Linked DNA regions of Homo sapiens: regions 1 and 2 are each linked to region 3. A link is a contact called in ENCODE Hi-C or POLR2A ChIA-PET data. All regions are on one chromosome and are shown on one strand. The core of a region is the stretch at or near the end of the contact, and the rest is flanking DNA. Distances in the headings are between cores, read along the strand shown.

What was found. A loop is a pair of places that touch in the nucleus more often than their neighbours do. ChIA-PET counts read pairs that join two places held with the same protein, here RNA polymerase II (POLR2A). Pooled maps may share reads with other maps.
Region 1: a loop to region 3 is called in a pooled map, with 15 times the contacts of the local background. The contact joins the promoter of E4F1 here to the promoter of MSRB1 in region 3. A Hi-C loop is called at or near these places in 2 of 37 single-sample maps with no recorded cell type and 13 of 50 pooled maps. POLR2A ChIA-PET finds 5 or more read pairs at or near these places in 3 of 52 experiments (A673, AG04450 and WTC11).
Region 2: a map of CD4-positive, alpha-beta memory T cell shows a loop between it and region 3 (10-fold over the local background). The contact joins the promoter of TELO2 here to the promoter of MSRB1 in region 3. A Hi-C loop is called at or near these places in 2 of 168 maps with a recorded cell type or tissue (CD4-positive, alpha-beta memory T cell and naive thymus-derived CD4-positive, alpha-beta T cell), 3 of 37 single-sample maps with no recorded cell type and 10 of 50 pooled maps.

The regions. Positions count from the first base shown.
Region 1 is chr16:2,222,254-2,224,953 of GRCh38, reverse strand. E4F1 (E4F transcription factor 1) reads right to left here and starts at 1,363. Exons shown (of 14, transcript NM_004424.5): 1 at 1,184-1,363. The coding sequence starts at 1,340. RefSeq lists enhancers at 929-1,068, 1,299-1,468 and silencers at 1,149-1,238, 1,529-1,668.
Region 2 is chr16:1,492,107-1,494,806 of GRCh38, reverse strand. TELO2 (telomere maintenance 2) reads right to left here and starts at 1,447. Exons shown (of 21, transcript NM_016111.4): 1 at 1,202-1,447; 2 at 191-561. The coding sequence starts at 525. RefSeq lists silencers at 1,010-1,209, 1,220-1,269, 1,440-1,529 and enhancers at 742-1,642, 1,740-1,789.
Region 3 is chr16:1,941,843-1,944,542 of GRCh38, reverse strand. It overlaps MSRB1 (methionine sulfoxide reductase B1), which reads left to right and starts at 1,344. Exons shown (of 4, transcript NM_016332.4): 1 at 1,344-1,441. The coding sequence starts at 1,387. It overlaps RPL3L (ribosomal protein L3 like), which reads left to right. Exons shown (of 10, transcript NM_005061.3): 10 at 1-569. It overlaps LOC124903625 (a long non-coding RNA gene), which reads right to left and starts at 1,749. Exons shown (of 2, transcript XR_007064940.1): 1 at 1,662-1,749; 2 at 1-1,558. RefSeq lists a silencer at 871-1,370 and an enhancer at 2,555-2,700.

The sequences.
Region 1 (2,700 bases), core at 114-2,613, 280 kb before region 3:
GGCGTGAGCCACTGCGCCTGGCCACAATCTTTATTTTAATTCCCATGATGCTTCTATGAGGCAGCAGAGCCCGGAAGTTAAAGGGGCTGTGAAGGCCTTCACAGTGCTGAGATCCAATCCAACCCTTGCTACTTAACTACCTGGGTGACCCTGGTCATTTTCTTTTCTTTTGAGACGGAGTCCGGCTCTGCCGCCCAGGCTGGAGTGCAGTGGCGCGGTCTCGGCTCACCGCAAGCTCCACCTCCCGAGTTCACGCCATTCTCCGCCTCAGCCTCCCCACTACAGGCGCCCGCCACCACGCCCGGCTAATTTTGTTTTTTTGTATTTTTAGTAGAGACGGGTTTCACCATGTTGGCCAGGATGGTCTCCATCTCCTGACCTCGTGACCCGCCCGTCTCGACCTCCCAAAGTGCTGGGATTACAGGCGTGAGCCACCGCACCCAGCCCACCCGGTCACTTTCAGGTCTCCAACCTTCGATTTTCCTCATCCCCAAAATGAGAATAACAATAACATCCACCTGTCAGGACTGGTTTGAGAATGAAAAAACCTAAAGCAGGATAAGGGCTTGTTACATTACTGGCAGAAGCCGCCGCCCCATTCTGTAGGGGAAATAGAGGTTCACAGAGGTAGGGTCACCTACCCAGGATCAAAGAACTAGAAAGCGGCAAGTGTGGGACTGGAAGGGGCCACAGGCTGGCTGCAGTGCACCAGCCCTCTTGCACTAGGCTCTGCTGCCTCCCTACGGACAGGCCCAGAGCCCAGATCCTGGAGAAACCGAGGCCCCACCCTCTTGGAACCACCAACAGGGCCCTAGACGCCCATCAGGTGCAGGAGGAAGGGGCCCAGAGGAGGGGAGGGCCAGGCTCAGGCATCGGAGGCAGAGAAGGGCCGGGACGCCGGCGTCTGCGAATGTCTACACCGGGCGCCCGGGGGCTCAGCAACCCGCGAGCACTTGTGGACGCACACCAGAGAGGGGGGATGACAGGCGCCCCGCAGGAGAGGCCCGTGAGGGTCGCAGCAAACCTGGGGGTTTCGTGGAGGGCTGTGAGGGTCCCGCGAGATCCGCGAGGTGTCTGGGTCTGGGAGGGTCGGTCGAGCCCGCAGCTCGGGCCATCCGGGCCTCTGCCAGCCCGGGATGAACTGCCCGCACCCCGGCCGCACCCTCCGGGTCGGCCCGGTTACCTTCCTCGCTGAAGGGCGCCGGGAGGCCGAGGAAGCCGCTGGGGGCCAAGGCCGCCGCCACCGCCGCAACTGCACCCTCGCCCGCTTCCCGCCCGGCTTCGGCCTGGGCTTCTGCCGTATGAGCGGCCGTCACCCGCACTGCCATCGCGCCCTCCATGTCGCAACGCGCCGCAGGAAGATGGCGGATTTACGACCATGTCGTCATAACAACGGGCCGCGCCGAGGCCAGCGTGAGGGAACGGCAAGAGGAGGGCGGGGCAGAACCGGAGCGGATTGACGGACAGGCGGGGAGCCGGGCCTGGATAGCGGTGTGGCCTTAAAGGGCAGAGGCGGGGCCGGGCGCGCTGAGAGCGAAGATGGGGCGGGACTGTGGGGAGGGCGTGGTTACGGTGGAGCAGATTGCCAGCCAGGGGGCGGGGCGGCAGAAGGACCTATGTTCGAGGCTGCACTCGGATTTGAGAGCCAGAGAACGCGAGGGGCGAGCGGACTGGCGGCTGCTAGGCAGCCGCGCCCCAGCGCTTCCGTACCTAAGGACAGGTCGCCCCGCCCGCGGCTGCTGCTGGGAAGCCGCCACAGCTCCAACCAGGGGTGTGGTGCCTGCTGCCCACTGACCGCCTAGGGTGTTAGAGCCTCCCAAGATGGTTACCCGGGTCACGGGAAAAGAACACGGGTCGGGGATGGCTCATGGGTAGCTCTGCGAAGCTGTTTTATTCTTTTATATACTTTTAATTTTTTTTTCTTTCTTTTTTGAGACGGAGTCTCTTTCTATCGCCCAGGCTGGAGTGCAGTGGCGCGATCTCGGCTCACTGCAAGCTCTGCCTCCCGGGTTCACGCCATTCTCCTGCCTCAGCCTCCTGAGTAGCTGGGACTACAGGTGTCCGCCACCACGCCAGGCTAATTTTTTGTATTTTTAGTAGAGACGGGGTTTCACCGTGATAGCCAGGATGGTCTCGATCTCCTGACCTCGTGATCCGCCCGCCTCGGCCTCCCAAAGTGCTGGGATTACAGGCGTGAGCCACCGTGCCCAGCCACTTTTTAAATTTTTTAAAATTTATTTGCATTATGTATTTTAAATAGAGACAGGGTCTTGCTGTTTAGACTAGGCTGGTCTCAAACTCCTAGCCTCAAACCATTTTCCCATTTCGGCCTCCCAAAGTGCTAGGATGACAGGCGTGAGCCACGACTCCCAGCCACGTTGAATTTTTGGTTTTGGAGATGGGGGTTGTTTTTGGTTTTTGTTTGTTTGGGGTGTTTGTTTTTGAGACAGAGTCTCACTCTATCACCTAGGCTGGAGTGCAATGGCGCGATCTCACTGCAGCCTCCGCCTCCTGGGTTCAAATGATTGTCCTGCCTCAGCCTCCCGAGTAGCTGGGACTACAGGAGTGCACCACCATGGCCAGCTAATTTTTGTATTTTTAGTAGAGACAGGGTTTCACCATGTTGGCCTAGATGGTCTCAAGCTCTTGACCTCACGATCTGCCCGCCTCGGCCTCCCAAAGTGCTGGGATTACAAGCAT
Region 2 (2,700 bases), core at 198-2,697, 450 kb after region 3:
GACACAGCAGGTGCCTCCCGTCGCAAAGGAGACAGACACAGACCGCTTCTTCTGTTCAGGGGTTCAGCCAGGAGCAGGCTCTCTCTCTAGCCCCTCACAGGGACTAGAGAGGCTCTTGGTCCAGTCCTTCAAGCCACTCTCATCACTTCTGAGGCTACCGGCAACCCCAGGATGGGCCCAGCCCACTCACCCCGCAGCACCCTCGATGGTCTCCATCAACACCAGGAAGGCTTGGTCCGCCGGGCCCTCCAGGAAGAAGCTGGCCCACAGCTCCTCCAGGCGGCCATGGGGCAGCAGCTCCAGCCAGGCTGGGCTCAGCCTGCTGGCAAGACATCTGAGGACAGGCGAGAAGTGGGCCGAGGCAAACTCCTCCTTCTCCCTCGGGAGCGCTGGAGGCTCCATCTCACCGAGATACCGCTTCAGGGACTCCAGGGTGCAGAAGATGTGGCCGCCATCCTCCGAAGACGAGAGGGCATGAATGGCTTCCCGGACGGCGAGTCGAACCTCTGAGGGTGCTGGCTCCATCCTGCAGGACAGATCTGGGCGTCACGGGAAGACGACCTGTGACATGGACACAGGGCTCAGCTTGGGGCACGGAAATAATCCACACAAGCTCAGGAAGCCCCTCGGTGAGCGCCCCGAGACCCCACACCCCTCAACCCTGGTCCCACCCAACCCTGTCCCGCCTCCTTCCCCTCCAGTGCCTGCCGGTTTCCACCCAGAGTTCGCTCCTCCGCTCGGACCCCAACGCTACCAGCCACTGCAGGGCTTCTCAACCCGGGCCACTGTGCCCAGGGAACATTCTCAGTTGTCTCAACCGGGAGTGCCACTGGCGCGAGAGGGAGGTGGAGGCTAGAGATGCTGGTGAGTGTTCCCCGGGCACAGCGCGGCCCCACGCGTCCTCGCACCCAAGGCGGGAAACTCGGCCCGCGGGAGCTGCCGGCCCTCCCGGCTCCCTGAGCGGTGAGAGGTGGCTCCAGTCGCCATTCCTCCGCCCCTTAGAAACCAACAGCTTACGGGGAACACGGGTTCGGGGCTAGAGGAGCCGCACGCGGACCCGCCCCCGATCCAGGCCCGGACCCCGACCTGTACCCGGACCCCGACCGGACTCCTACCCGACCTGGACCCGACCCAACCAGACCTGGAGCCCAACCCGACCCAACCGGACCCCCGATCCCCGATCCCCGACCCCCAACCCGACCTGGACCCGGCTCCCGGGTGACTGCAGCGCGCTCAGGCGCCGCGCGCCACCGATTCGCTGCAGCCGATTCCCCACGGCCGCCGCGGCCCCGGACGAAACGCGATCGCGGCCCAGCCGGTTGGCCCCGAGCACGAGTTCCTGGGTCCGGGCGAGGCTCCCGCGGGTTTTCTTGAGCCTCTGGGGCGGGTCTCCGCGGGCCTCTCAGCGCGAATCTGCGGAGGACGCCAGGCGGGAGGGCGCATCTGCGCCTGCGCTGCGCGGGGACGGGGCGGAGCCTGGACGCGGGAGCGGGGGGCGGTGGGGTGGGCGGGGCCTGACGCGTGAGTGGGGCGGGGCCTGAGGGCAGGGCCGCGCTTCCCCACGTGGCTGCGAGCTGGGTTCGCTGCGCCCGGGTGGTGGGTTCTCGCCTTAGTTTCTCCCATCTCGGTCGTCCCTACCCTGGAGTGATGTCAGCCGTCTCTTCCCTCCGCCTCGGGTCCCACATTCTCTCCAGAACGCCGAGCGTTCGCTCTAAGGCAGATGTTTACCAAGACAGGCCTGGCTCGTCTTCCCCGGATGTAAGGCTCTGCTTTCAAGGGTCAGAGGCCAGTAAGGGAAACGCACGGTACACAAGGAAGTAAAAGAGCAGTTGAGATCATGTCAGATCTGAACAATTGCAGCTCCGTAAATGAGGCCGGGTCGTGGAATAAAAACTGCGACCAGTAGGGTAAGCGCTAGACGCATGTGGCTCTGTAAATTAACTGAAGTTAAATAAGTCCAGTTCCCTTGCAGCACTAGCCCCATCTCAAGGGCTCGGTACTACCTTTGGCTGTGGCCGCCAGGCTGGACAGCCGGACACTGAACATTTACAACATGCAGTGCCTTCTGTACACCGCAGCGGAGTGTGGGGGGCTTCATCTTTGTGGAGGGGGCAATCCAGGAAGACACCTAAAGAGGCGCCATTTCAGCAGTGATGGATGTGGGAAAAGCTGGGGAACAGTTATCCATTCAACAAACATTGATTAAATGCCTGCTTGGTGCACCAAGCCTTCTGAGCAACAAATGATGCAAAGTTCCTGCTCACCTATCGGGGGAACAGATAAAGTACATACGAAATATGCCAGGTGACAGGCCTCGAGCAGAAAAACTGGCAGAGGCCGGGCCCGGTGGCTCACGCCGGTAATTCCAGCACTGGGAAGCTGAGGTGGGAGAATCGTTTGCACCCAGAAGTTCAAGAATGGGAAAAATAGTGAGACCCTGTCTCTACAAAAAATTTAAAAATTAGCCAGGCACGGTGTCATGAGCCTGTGATCCCAGCTACTCAGGAGGCTGAGGTGGGAGGATGGCTTGAGCCCGGGAGGTTGAGGCTGCAGTGAGCCATGTTCACTGCCACTGCACTCCAGCCTGGACAACAGAGCAAGACCCTGTTTCAAAAAAAAAAAAGGAATCAAAATAAAAAACCGGTAGGGTAAGAAAATAAGAGCCAGTGGCCGGGCACAGTGGTTCACACCTCTAATCCC
Region 3 (2,700 bases), core at 95-2,594:
AGAGAGTCTTGATCTTGTCGCCCAGGCTGCTGGAGTGCCGGGGAGCAGAGTTTTTAAGGATAACTTGGCGGGTGGGGAGAGCCAGTGAGCCAGGAGAGCCGATTGGTCAGGGAGGAAATCACAGGGAGTCAGCTGTCTTCTTGCGCTGAGTCAGCTCCTGGGTGGTGGCCACAAGATCAGATGAGCCAGTTTATCAATCTGGTTGGTGCCAGCAGATCCATCAAGTTGCAGGGTCGGCAAAATATCTCAAGCACTGATCTTAGGGGCAGCTTAGGGAGGGTCAGAATCTTGTAGCCTCCAGATGCACGACTCCTAAACCATAATTCCCAATATTGTGGCTAATGTTAGTCCTAAAAATGCAATCTAGTCCCCAGGCAAGGAGGTGGTCTGCTTTGGGAAAGGGCTGTTACTGTCTTTGTTTTAAACTATAAACTGGCTGGGCGCGGTGGCTCACGCCTGTAATCCCAGCACTTTGGGAGGCCAAGATGGGCGGATCACCTGAGGTCGGGAGTTCAAGACCAGCCTGGCCAACATCGAGAAACCTCGTCTCTATTAAAAATACAAAATTAGCTGGGCGTGGTGGCGCATGATTGTAATCCCATCTACTCGGGAGGCTGAGGCAGGAGAATTGCTTGAACCAGCGAGTTGGAGGTTGCAGTGAGCTGAGATCGCGCTACTGCACTCCAGCCTGGAAACAGAGTAAGACTCCGTCTCAAAAGAAAGAAAGAAAGAAAGAAAAAAACAAAAAACTATAAACTGAGTTTCTCCCAAAGTTATTTCAACCTACCAGCAGGGATGAATAAGGACAGCTTGGAGGTTAGAAGCAAGATAGAGTCGGCTGAGTTAGATCTCTTTCACTGTTTCAGTCATCATTTTGCAAAGGCGGTTTCACCTGGGCGCGGAAAGGCTGCATGACCTCCGGCAGCTCCGGGCTTAGTACCAGGGACTGGACTGGGGGGACACGACCCTACGGATTCGCGCCGTCGCCCACCTGGCCAGGCCCCATGTGCGCCCCTAGCCACCAGGGCGCGAGGGGCGGCAGGGGCGGGGCCTTGGGGAAGCGGCCTAGGGGTGGTCCCTGGGAGTTTCCATGGGCGGGGCCTGCTGGGGAGATGCGATTGGACTGGCACCGGGGGGCGGGGCCTTGGGGAAGTGGCCCAGGAGTGGTCCCAAGGAGTCAACGTGGGCGGGGCCAGCTGGGAAGATCGTATTGGACCAGCCCTGAGGAGGGGCGGGGCCTCCCGGAGGCGGAAGCCGGGATTCGCCCTCCGGGGAGCGATTGGTCCTCGGGAGGGGCGGGGAGGTGGACGCGGGTACCGGCGGTCGTCGGGTCGGCAGCCTTTGGTCAGTTGGCAGCGGCAAGCGCGCTGCGGTTCCGGTGGCGCCATGTCGTTCTGCAGCTTCTTCGGGGGCGAGGTTTTCCAGAATCACTTTGAACCTGGTTGGTCCTGCGGCCTCTCGCTGGGAGGGCAGCGCGGCGGGGGGCGCGCATTAGCGGGGGCGCCGCCGTCGTCCGGGGGTGATGTCTCTCCCAAGCCGGGAATGGGGGCGAATGTGGCTGCCGGGGAGAAGCGAACAGGGGTCAAAAGGACTGCGGAGGAGTGGGGAGCCTGGGGGCGAGGAGAGTGGGGTACCCGAGGAGAGGGGGCCTTGGGGCTCACCGTCCTGGAGGGGGCAGGCCTCGAGTGTGAACGTGCCGTTTCGGGGGTGGGTCTAAGGGATCGGGATACGTGGGGGTGGTACCCCTTCCCTACCCCCTACACTCCAAAGTGATGGCGCTGGGGGAATTCGGGTTAGGGTCGGGGCTTCGGAGAGGCCAGGTTCTTGTCCAGGGCCAGCTCCTGTGGCCGGGGCGCCCCTTCGCGGGTCATCCCGCAGGTGTTACCCTGGCCCTTCCCATTCCCCCGAGTCCGGGATCTCTGGGAGGAGTCTGGCAAGCATAGAATGTCCCCTTCAGATCCTAATGTGCCGGCCCAGGTGCCTCCCCACCTGCCCAGGGACTCCAAATTGGGGAACCAGGAGTGCCACCAGGCACCTGCCAACAGCCCGTGAAGTTTGACCAGGCAGGCAGGATGGGGTGGTTTGGGGCATGGCCAGCCCTCCACACTGGCCCTGATGAATCCCTTCTGGGCTGGGCTCGCCTGGTAGTGGACTAATTTGGTAAAAACACATCCACAGGCAAGTCTGAGTGCACTGGTCTCCTTGGGCGGATCTGCTGGGTGGCACCCCTGTAGCGGGTTGGGCTGTGACACAGGACCATCCCGGCAAAGCCTCCCCCAGCAAGACTCTCTGGCTTTAGATCCCAGTTGTCCTCAGGCTGCTCTGCCAAGCCAGAAACTCCACTTCCACAGCAGCTGCTGGCTTCTCTTTGCTTTTTTCTCCAGTTCCTGGAAAAGGCTGGGTAGTTTACAGTCTCCAGGGGAGGCTGTCCCCAGGTGATGGGTGAGAGGTGACTCAGCACCCCTGGAGGTTCCTGTTTTCAGTCCTTAAAACAGTTCTGCAAGTCAGTTTTGCAACTTTCCCACCCCCTCCACTCCAAAGGGATCCTTTGTGGGTAGGCTGAAATCTGTTGTCCCCAGCCCTCTTTCTTCCTGGGCTCCTGTGTGGCCTGGAGGCCTTTTCTCTGGGACTGTTCTCTTCCTGCCTGGAGAGCAGAGCAGTGCCTGGGTATCCAGCTTAGGGCCTCGTTGGGCAGCAGGG